Linked DNA regions of Homo sapiens: all the other regions are linked to region 2. The links are chromatin contacts, found by Hi-C or POLR2A ChIA-PET in ENCODE. All regions are on one chromosome and are shown on one strand. The core of a region is the stretch at or near the end of the contact, and the rest is flanking DNA. Distances in the headings are between cores, read along the strand shown. Region 1 overlaps SHQ1 (SHQ1, H/ACA ribonucleoprotein assembly factor). Region 2 has its middle 110 kb from the start of RYBP. Region 3 has its middle 120 kb from the start of SHQ1.

Region 1 (2,700 bases), core at 152-2,651, 480 kb after region 2:
TAATTTAAATAAAAGCTCTCAGTTCATTTTAAGCAATTTGATTTAAGGAAATGGCATGAAGGCATATACTCACTGCAGGAAGAAAGCATACCTGACAAAATATTTTATGACTCCTTGTATTTAGCAAGAAGGTTAGAGACAGTATTCCCTTAGGTATGGTTTTTGAGATGTTCATTAATTTAGCTAATGGGAAAATGCCAGGTGTTCATGATCTCTGACTAGAGAAAAGTCTTTATATCCTAGTTGACTAATAGACCCCTGCTCCCACATAATTCTCAATCACAAAGTAAGCATGCCCAGAAACTATTTAGCAACATGTCAACTCTCTACATATTTATGCCTTCATTTTTAAGTAATCATACCTATCGACGTTTATCCATTTATAAAAGTTGACCTAGGCAATGTAGGTTCTGACGTTACATTATCCACATGTAAGTATTTCTACATTAGTCATTTTCAATAACTGTGCACAGAAGAAAAACCTACTTGAATTATTCTTCTGAATTCTTGGATACTAGGAGCTGCTAGACTTTCCCTAAAACACTTCCACCTTTTACTGAGCATTTATAAGTTCCACTGTGGCCTACTTCATTAATAACACACAAATGCATTTAAATTCTGAAATTCAAGCAAAGAAATCAGAGATGATAAATAACAATAACAACAAACCAGGAAATCACTAGAGAAACCAAAAGTCTGAGCTCCCTAAGGCCTTTTTTATTAGAGCTGTAAATCATATCACCCAAAGGGGAACTTGGGGGAAGTTTGCACACAATCAAGTCTAACCTAGCAGCAGTACTGGAAATAACTACAGATGCAGTGCCAACAATGCTTGGATGATTGCCACCATGAATAACATTTGTCAAGCATTTGTATGACTTAGCTACACTACAAAGCAGCTTTGCTATATAGTTCACAATGTTTTGGCTAATTATACTTTTAAAAATAATCTCCAGTGAAACAAAAGTCAGCTGAACTCTCAATACATTTGAGGAGGAAACTGGTGCCCTAGCATTGAAGCAAATGGCCAAGGACCACCTCCCAACATCAAAAACCCCACCAATATGTCTGAAGGCTGCAAAGGGACTATCAAAATGAAAGATGTCTGCAAGGTAGTCACTTTTCTCTTCCAAATATTTTCTAATTTTGTTACTTTTAAATCCTCCCTTCCTCTCTAAATCCCCCTCCCAAACATCCCTCTTATCTGGGTCAACAATTAAATCACAAAGGATCTCAATGCTCTCAGAGTAACGCACATCTGTCTATTACATTGTACATTCACTGGAACCAGATCAAGGGAACCAGAAAAAATTGTGCTGCATTCAAACCTTCAGCCTAAATGGGTAGCCCTGCAGTGCTACAACTTTCAAAGTTGACACTGACAGTTATCTCTACAAACACTGAAGGGCTCACTGGTGCCAAACAGGATGTCCCTGCTAGGAAGTTCATTGACTATAAATGTTACGTGGTGTCATAACAAGCAATAACGTGCCAAGACTCTGGAGCTTCAGATTAACCACTGAAAGACAACATGGGAAATGCGGTGAGTTCATCCTCATGAAACCAGAGCTCAGGGGAAGCACGGCGTTTAACACTTCCATTTACAAGCCTTTGGGGAGGAAAATCTGGATCACTACAAAGCTGGAGAAAAGTCTCCCTGTTGTAACTCAGGGCTGTGATGAAAACGACAAGAATTACAACCAAGGGAGAAAAAGAGGGAGCAAAGTTCACCACCTAAGGCTTATCTGGAATTCAAAGCAATCTAGGTTAATATTTTATGATACAGAATGAATCAAAGGTACACCCCTCACCTGCACTGTTGTATCTGCCTGGCGACACCTGATGAGGAGGTGTTAAACAGACAACAGCCCACGCTATGACACAAAGAGGAAGAAGGCCAGAGAGGCAAAGAACAAAGAGGAAGAGGAGAAAAGGTACAGCAGCATGCACCATAGTTCAGCAGAAAACTGTGATGTTTATTTCTTGGTTTATTTCTTTTCCCCCATATTTTATCCTGGCTCAACACACTTCAATTTATTCCTCCAATTCTGAGTGCCCCAAATATTTGAACCAGGATTTTTCAAATGAGAGAGAAATCTTGTTAACAAGGAACTTTCCCTTAAAGCTTTCTAAATGTATAAAAATTGTAATTTCACAGAGAAACCATCCAACTCCTGGCTCTCCTGTGACTGATTTTACTCTACAATAATAATTTCTAACATTTACAGGATTTTAAATACATCGTTTCATTCAATCTCAGGACAACTCTGAGGTAGGTACAGCATTCCACAGCAACCCAAAGGTGCAAGATCATATCGCAGGCATGTGGTGGAACAAGAAGTCCAACCCCAAGCCTACATTTAGTTTATATCTTACATTTGGTATTATTAGAAGAGACACGCTGTTCGACACAAAGCTCAAGTTCGTCTACCTTAGATCACATGTCCTTGCTATTTTTAAAGGTGGTTTTTAGAATGAATCACCATAATGGCTTTGCAGACTATGACTGTTCCTGATGCACCAGCCTGGCTATCAGTCATGGGTCAGATGAAGGGTCAGGAGGGCAGGTGGTTAAAAGGACTGAGTGGCTTGATCTCCTGCTAAAATTACACAAAGAAGACTAAGAGCATTGCTGACACAGAAAACTGGACTGAGAACAAGCTACAGTTTATCAAAGTAGAGCAAGTTAGAATTTAAATC
Region 2 (2,730 bases), core at 50-2,549:
GAGGAAAAGGAAGGGGGAAGCGAGGGAGGCAAAAGGAGGAGGCCAGCGATTGCAGGGGTATCTCATACTCTCACTCTCCCCTACCTGGGGACAGCAGGGGTGTTGGAAAGGGCACTGGGGGTCCCTGCTCTGAGAAAACCCTCATGGGGCATCCAGGTGGTGGACTGGAAAACTGTCCCAAGGGTCTTCTGCCCTCTCTCCATGGCCGTCAGCCCCATGGCCTCTCTGGCTGACAAGTGGGTTCCCCTGAACTCATATGTCAACTTAATTGCCTCCCCCTGCCCCTATCCTTCCTGATGAATAGGAGTAGCTGGCTGACTGGGGACCACTTATTCTGGACATTGCTGAAGAGGGTCAAGGCATGCTTTCGGTTTGATCTAGGGTTTCTGTCAGTGATCGCTAGTGATTCATGTGATACTGTAAGAAGTCAGTCAGGGCCTTGGTGTTGACAAGGTTAGATGATTGATTGACTGACTGACTGACTGACTGACTGACTGACTGATGGTCACTGTGGGTTTCACTGTAGCTGGCTGGCTGTGATCTGGACTGACCAGGCCATGGACTGTGGGAGCTTGTGACTATGACTGGGCCAACTGCAACTGGGCTGATGGATTCAGTGGATTGAACATGACTGGTGAGGAGACAGGTTGACAAGGAGACCAACTCATTGACCACATGCATGATGGACTGACTGGCCAGTTGATGACAATGGGTTTGGTGTATGGTTGACTGGTTGGTTGTTTAATTCAAACTGACTGGATAACTAGGCAGCTTACTATGACTGACTATTGTGACTGCCTGCCTGGCTGACTGAGGGAATAACTGAGTCAGTGTGACTGGCAGGCTGATTCAGACTGACTGGATGTCTGGATGACTATGATCTCCTAACTGATAGCCGTCAGTGATGATCTTGACTGACTGACTAGCCGGCTCTGGGATTGGCTGTCTCTTCCAGACTGACTTGGTAACCGTGGGTCTGACTGTGACCCCTGCGTCTTGACTGACCGCCTTGATTGCATGCCTGACATTTTGAGATCAACTGACTGGCTGGTTGCCTGGTGTTTCATTGTGGCTGTGGCACAGCCTACGGCTACCTGTGACTAACCATGAAACTGACTACACCCAACTCACAGGACAGACCGGGTGGACTGACCACCTGCCTTAGTCATGGAAAACTGACTCTGGCTGACTCAACTGCCAGAGACTGACTGAGATGAACAGGCCAGCCAAGAGACAGCTGGGTGACTCGTGGTGAGTGGCTTTGTCTGACTGGATGGCTGTGACAATGTAACTGAGTCTGGCTGTGAGACAATAACCTGTGGATTGACTGACTTGAATGTGTTGACTGGGTGGCTGAATCTGATTGGCTATGTGGGTGACTGATGACTCCTGGCTGACTGGCTAACCCTGCCTTGACTGACTGATTGATGGGCTGACAGATCGAGTTTGACCAGGCAGCAGGAGACCTGCTGACCACGGCTGTGACTCACTGTGTGAGCGGCCATGTCTGACTGTGTAACACAATCTGACCAAGAGACAATGACTAATTGACTGACCAACTGACTGAGATTGGCTGGGTGTCTGACTGACCAGCTGTGACTGCAACTCCTGATGTGAGTGGGCGTTGACTGGGTGGCCCTGACTCGTATAGGCAAGTCTGGCTGTGAGACAACAGCTAACTCCCTGACTGGCCCAGTGTGCCAACTGGCTGACTGCTTGAGGCTGGCCAACAGACCAGCTGACCGTGCCTGGGACTCACGGTGTGCGTGGCCATGCCTCACTGTGTGGCCCTGGCTGTGTCTCGGAGTCTGACTGTGAGACAAGGGCAGACTGACTGACTTTCCTGGCCAACTGCCTCCAGGTAGCCTGTCAACACAGTCCCTACCCTTCCCAAAACCATTAAAGTGCTGCAGTGGGAGCTGGCCCAGCCTGAGGGGACAGAGCAGCTTCTGTGGAGCAGCAGGGACAGGAAGAGGGAAGCAGGAGCCGCTGGAGGGAGAAGAGGAGTAGGCCCTGCCCAGGAATGGGCCACACGGAAAGTTCTCCACCTCACCCTGGCGGGGGCTGGGTCACAGGCACACGTTCTTGGAGCTGTGTTTTGGCTCTAGTCTTATAGCTCCTTTGTTTGGGGGTGAGGGGGGAGGGGAGCTGGGGGAACCTATAAACATATTGAGCCAATAACTCACCTACAGGACTCCAATTATAGGGCTGGGGGAGAGAGGATAGCTGGGTGGGGGTGGGGCGGGCCACGGGCAGCCATTTATGGGGCTTGGATTGGGGCCAAACGCTGCCCTAGAAAATCCAGGTCTTGGAATGCAGGGCTGGAGAAGTCTTAGGAAGGAGCAATGTGTCTGTCAGTCACACCTCTGTTACCGCCACCATTTTATAGCTGGGGAAACAGAGGCCCACAGCCCTCAAGAGCCCAGGGCATTTCCCACACCCGGCCCCCCCTGGGGCTGTCCCCCAGAGCCCGGGCAGGTGGTGAGCCTCAGCCCTCCCTTACTCTCCCGCAAGATGCTGGGCAGCAGAATTTGGGGGGCAGGGTCGATGACCTTGGGCAAGTTACTCCATCTCTCTGAGCCTCAGTTGCTTCATCAGTTAAACAGCTGTTTCTGATAGAAGCCACTTGGCAGAACTCGGATTGGGTGCCCAGATGCCTCTGCCACCACCTGTGTGGTCTCCAGCAGGGAGCTTTGCATTTTGCGCCTCGGTGTCCCCATTCACAAATGG
Region 3 (2,858 bases), core at 91-2,590, 390 kb after region 2:
TCAGGCTCACCTTGTGGGTAGTGGGATGGGTGCTGTTGCCATTCTGACCAGATCACCTCCGCTCACACCTGCAACCAACACGGCTCATCAGCACACACATGCCACCCAAGCAGTTCATCAGGCACAACCCTGATCCTTCAGGAGGGCATTACTCTGGCCATGAGAGTGCACTCAGCCTGCGTGAAGAGCAAGCCGTGGAGTCCCTGGAAGCAGCCATCACCAAAGATGGGGCACTGGGATAATTTAGGGGCATGTTCCCTACTGTTCCCCAGGGCTCTCCAGTGGGACTGTGGTCTAGTTGTCCACGATGGCAACACACGGTGAATGCTTTGCTTCCCCTCCCTGTCTTACTTCCCTACTCTCTTACCAGTACTTCCTGGAGTCACCTCCCAAACAAAAGGATTTGCACTGCAATATCTGCCTCGGAGTCTGCTTCCAGGAAAACCCAAAGCAAGGCGGTGCTTTTGTGCAATTTATTAAGAGGAACCCCTCTGGGTTGATGGGGCTTCAGGGGTGCAGAGCCTGGCAAGCAACCCTTTCCTGTCAGTCTGACGAATTCCCACACCACGTACCAACAGGTAGGTGACATGTGGGCTCGATTTCAGCCTCACCTGACTCCTCTGAGGGGCATCTTTGCCCTGCACTAGAGGCCCGAGGCAGCTATAGACACATCCACCACTTCTGTCTTCTTGGCTTTGGACAGAAACAGTTAATCTGAAAGGAGCAACAAGTCTACATCTGAGGCATACCAGAAATTCCACCAACAGACTCTGAACCCTCCTGAAAATTCAGGGAGGGAGAAGAGCATGGAAGCCAACAGTGCAGAGTTTGGGGTGCGGCTGCTCTGAAGTCAAATCTGCCTCTACCACTTCCTTGCCGTGTGACTTGGGGTAAAGTATTTCACCTGTCTGGAGCTTCCATTGCCTCACCTGGAAAAGGGATGCAATTGCTTGAGGCACAAGTTAGGAAGCAAATCAACAGCATAGATGCAGTGCCTGGAGATCAGAAGGTGCCCTTTCAGTGTAAGTCCCTCCTCATTCTTCCCCCAAATGGCCTGAGGGGTTCACTACAGGGCCACGCCCAAGTGGGACCCAGAAGCAGAAGCCTCTGAGGCTCCTTGACGCTCAGAACCAGGTCAGTGCCATGCTGTTGTTGGATTCTCGCTGCTACTGAGAGCCCAGATATAAAATGTTAATGTGCAAGGAAGCCAGCCGACCAGGTGACGGTGACAAACCTCACGTCCCATCTGTTCTTCCCCTCCCTCCACTCCAGGTTGGGCACGAAAAACAACTCCGTGATTCCTCTTTGCTGAGTAAACTGATGCGTGAATGAACAAATAAACCTCTGAGAGATTCCAATGCCAGGGGAGGCCCCGAGCTTTTATCTTGTGACTTGTGTGCCAGGAGCATAAATAGTCACGGTTGCCCCTGGATTCGTTAGTGGCTCCTATTGGGTTTTGAGCCACCCCAGGCTTTCCTCACCTGGAGGTGCTGATTTCAACGTGAGTCACAGGCCTCCGAACTTAAGCACAGACCCTGCTGAGCTGATTATTCCACCCTAGAGAAATCGCCAATGTGACCTGTGAGAATGAAGATTCTTGGAGCCTGGGGCCGCTGCTCGTGCTGCCTCCAGCCTCCTGATCGACCAGTCCAGATAAGGCTGCATTACCCACCAGGAAACACACGCCTATAGCCACAAATTCCAGGTCTTGCAAACACATTGAGGACCAGGAAAAAAATAAAAGGCATTGGCTCGAAATAAAGAAAAAGATGCAAAATTGAAATGAAGAAATGCTTAATTAAATGTCTAAAAAACACTAGGTCCACTTTGTTCATTAAGTTTGTTTTCATTAAAATCTTATTACATCTAAACACAATTTATGGGTTGGTTCCCTCACTTTGTAATAACTCCTGAGTTTGCATGAGAAAGCACAGCCAATAGCATTATACAGTGAAGGAATTACTACTCATAGCCAAGTAAGTTCAAAAGCAAAATTCCACAAATTATTTTTTTATTTTTAATTTTCAAATTAAATTTTATTTTATTTTATTTATTTATTTTTGAGACGGAGTCTCACTGTCGCCCAGGCTGGAGTGCAGTGGCGCGATCTCGTCTCACTGCAGGCTCTGCCCCCCGGGGTTCACGCCATTCTCCTGCCTCGGCCTCCCGAGTAGCTGGGACTACAGGCGCCCGCCACCTCACCAGGCTAATTTTTTGTATTTTTAGTAGAGACGGGGTTTCACCGTGTTAGCCAGGATGGTCTCGATCTCCTGACCTCGTGATCCGCCTGCCTCGGCTTCCCAAAGTGCTGGAATTACAGGCGTGAGCCACCGTGCCCGGCCCTAAATTTTATTTTTTTAGAGACAGGGTCTCACTGTTGCCCAGGCTGGGGCACAGTGATGCAATCATAACTCACTGTAGCCCTGAACTCCTGGGTTCAAGTGATCCTCCCACCTCAGCCTCCCGAGTAGCTGGGACTACAGACATGTGTCACCACACCTGGATAATTTTTTATTTTGTGTAGAGATGGGGTATCACTATGTTGTGCAGGCTGATCTTGAATTCCTGGCCTCAAGTGATCCCCTGCCTCAGCCTCCCAAAGTGCTGAGATTACAGGCATAAGCCACTGTGCCAGGTTTAAAAATTCTTTAAAATGTATTTACATTAACAAACATATGATATAGGTACACTGGATACTTGATATATAATGTGGGAGAGGCTTCTAAAAGGAACCAGAGCCAACGGACATCTTAAAATGCCTCTGCTGTAGGGCCATGTGACTGTTATTGGTTCTTGGGGAACTCTTTACTAGGAAGTCCCTACTTTTCTCTCCTGGAGATGCCGATTTCTCCTGGGAA

The links. Hi-C counts contacts between places; a loop is a spot of excess contacts on that map. ChIA-PET counts read pairs that join two places held with the same protein, here RNA polymerase II (POLR2A). Pooled maps may share reads with other maps.
Region 1: a map of MCF 10A shows a loop between it and region 2 (6-fold over the local background). The contact joins two enhancer-like sites. A Hi-C loop is called at or near these places in 4 of 168 maps with a recorded cell type or tissue (MCF 10A, chondrocyte, mammary epithelial cell and 1 more), 6 of 37 single-sample maps with no recorded cell type and 13 of 50 pooled maps. POLR2A ChIA-PET finds 5 or more read pairs at or near these places in 1 of 52 experiments (activated T-cell).
Region 3: a loop to region 2 is called in a map of PC-9, with 10 times the contacts of the local background. The contact joins two enhancer-like sites. A Hi-C loop is called at or near these places in 1 of 168 maps with a recorded cell type or tissue (PC-9) and 5 of 50 pooled maps. POLR2A ChIA-PET finds 5 or more read pairs at or near these places in 1 of 52 experiments (Caco-2).

What each region holds. Positions count from the first base shown.
Region 1 is chr3:72,819,815-72,822,514 of GRCh38, forward strand. The region is part of intron 6 of SHQ1 (SHQ1, H/ACA ribonucleoprotein assembly factor); the gene reads right to left. Among named protein-coding and RNA genes, the nearest start is that of SHQ1, 27 kb to the right of the region's middle. RefSeq lists enhancers at 2,433-2,482, 2,503-2,700. Within about 2 kb of position 1,402, at least 13 of the 41 ENCODE cell types and tissues checked have a DNase peak (open chromatin) inside an H3K27ac peak, as active enhancers do.
Region 2 is chr3:72,337,817-72,340,546 of GRCh38, forward strand. No RefSeq gene overlaps it. Among named protein-coding and RNA genes, the nearest start is that of RYBP, 110 kb to the right of the region's middle. RefSeq lists a silencer at 1,585-1,694. Within about 2 kb of position 1,300, at least 10 of the 41 ENCODE cell types and tissues checked have a DNase peak (open chromatin) inside an H3K27ac peak, as active enhancers do; they include PC-9, where a contact is called at or near this core.
Region 3 is chr3:72,727,776-72,730,633 of GRCh38, forward strand. It overlaps a transcript of SHQ1 not described here. Among named protein-coding and RNA genes, the nearest start is that of SHQ1, 120 kb to the right of the region's middle. Within about 2 kb of position 1,341, at least 2 of the 41 ENCODE cell types and tissues checked have a DNase peak (open chromatin) inside an H3K27ac peak, as active enhancers do; they include PC-9, where a contact is called at or near this core.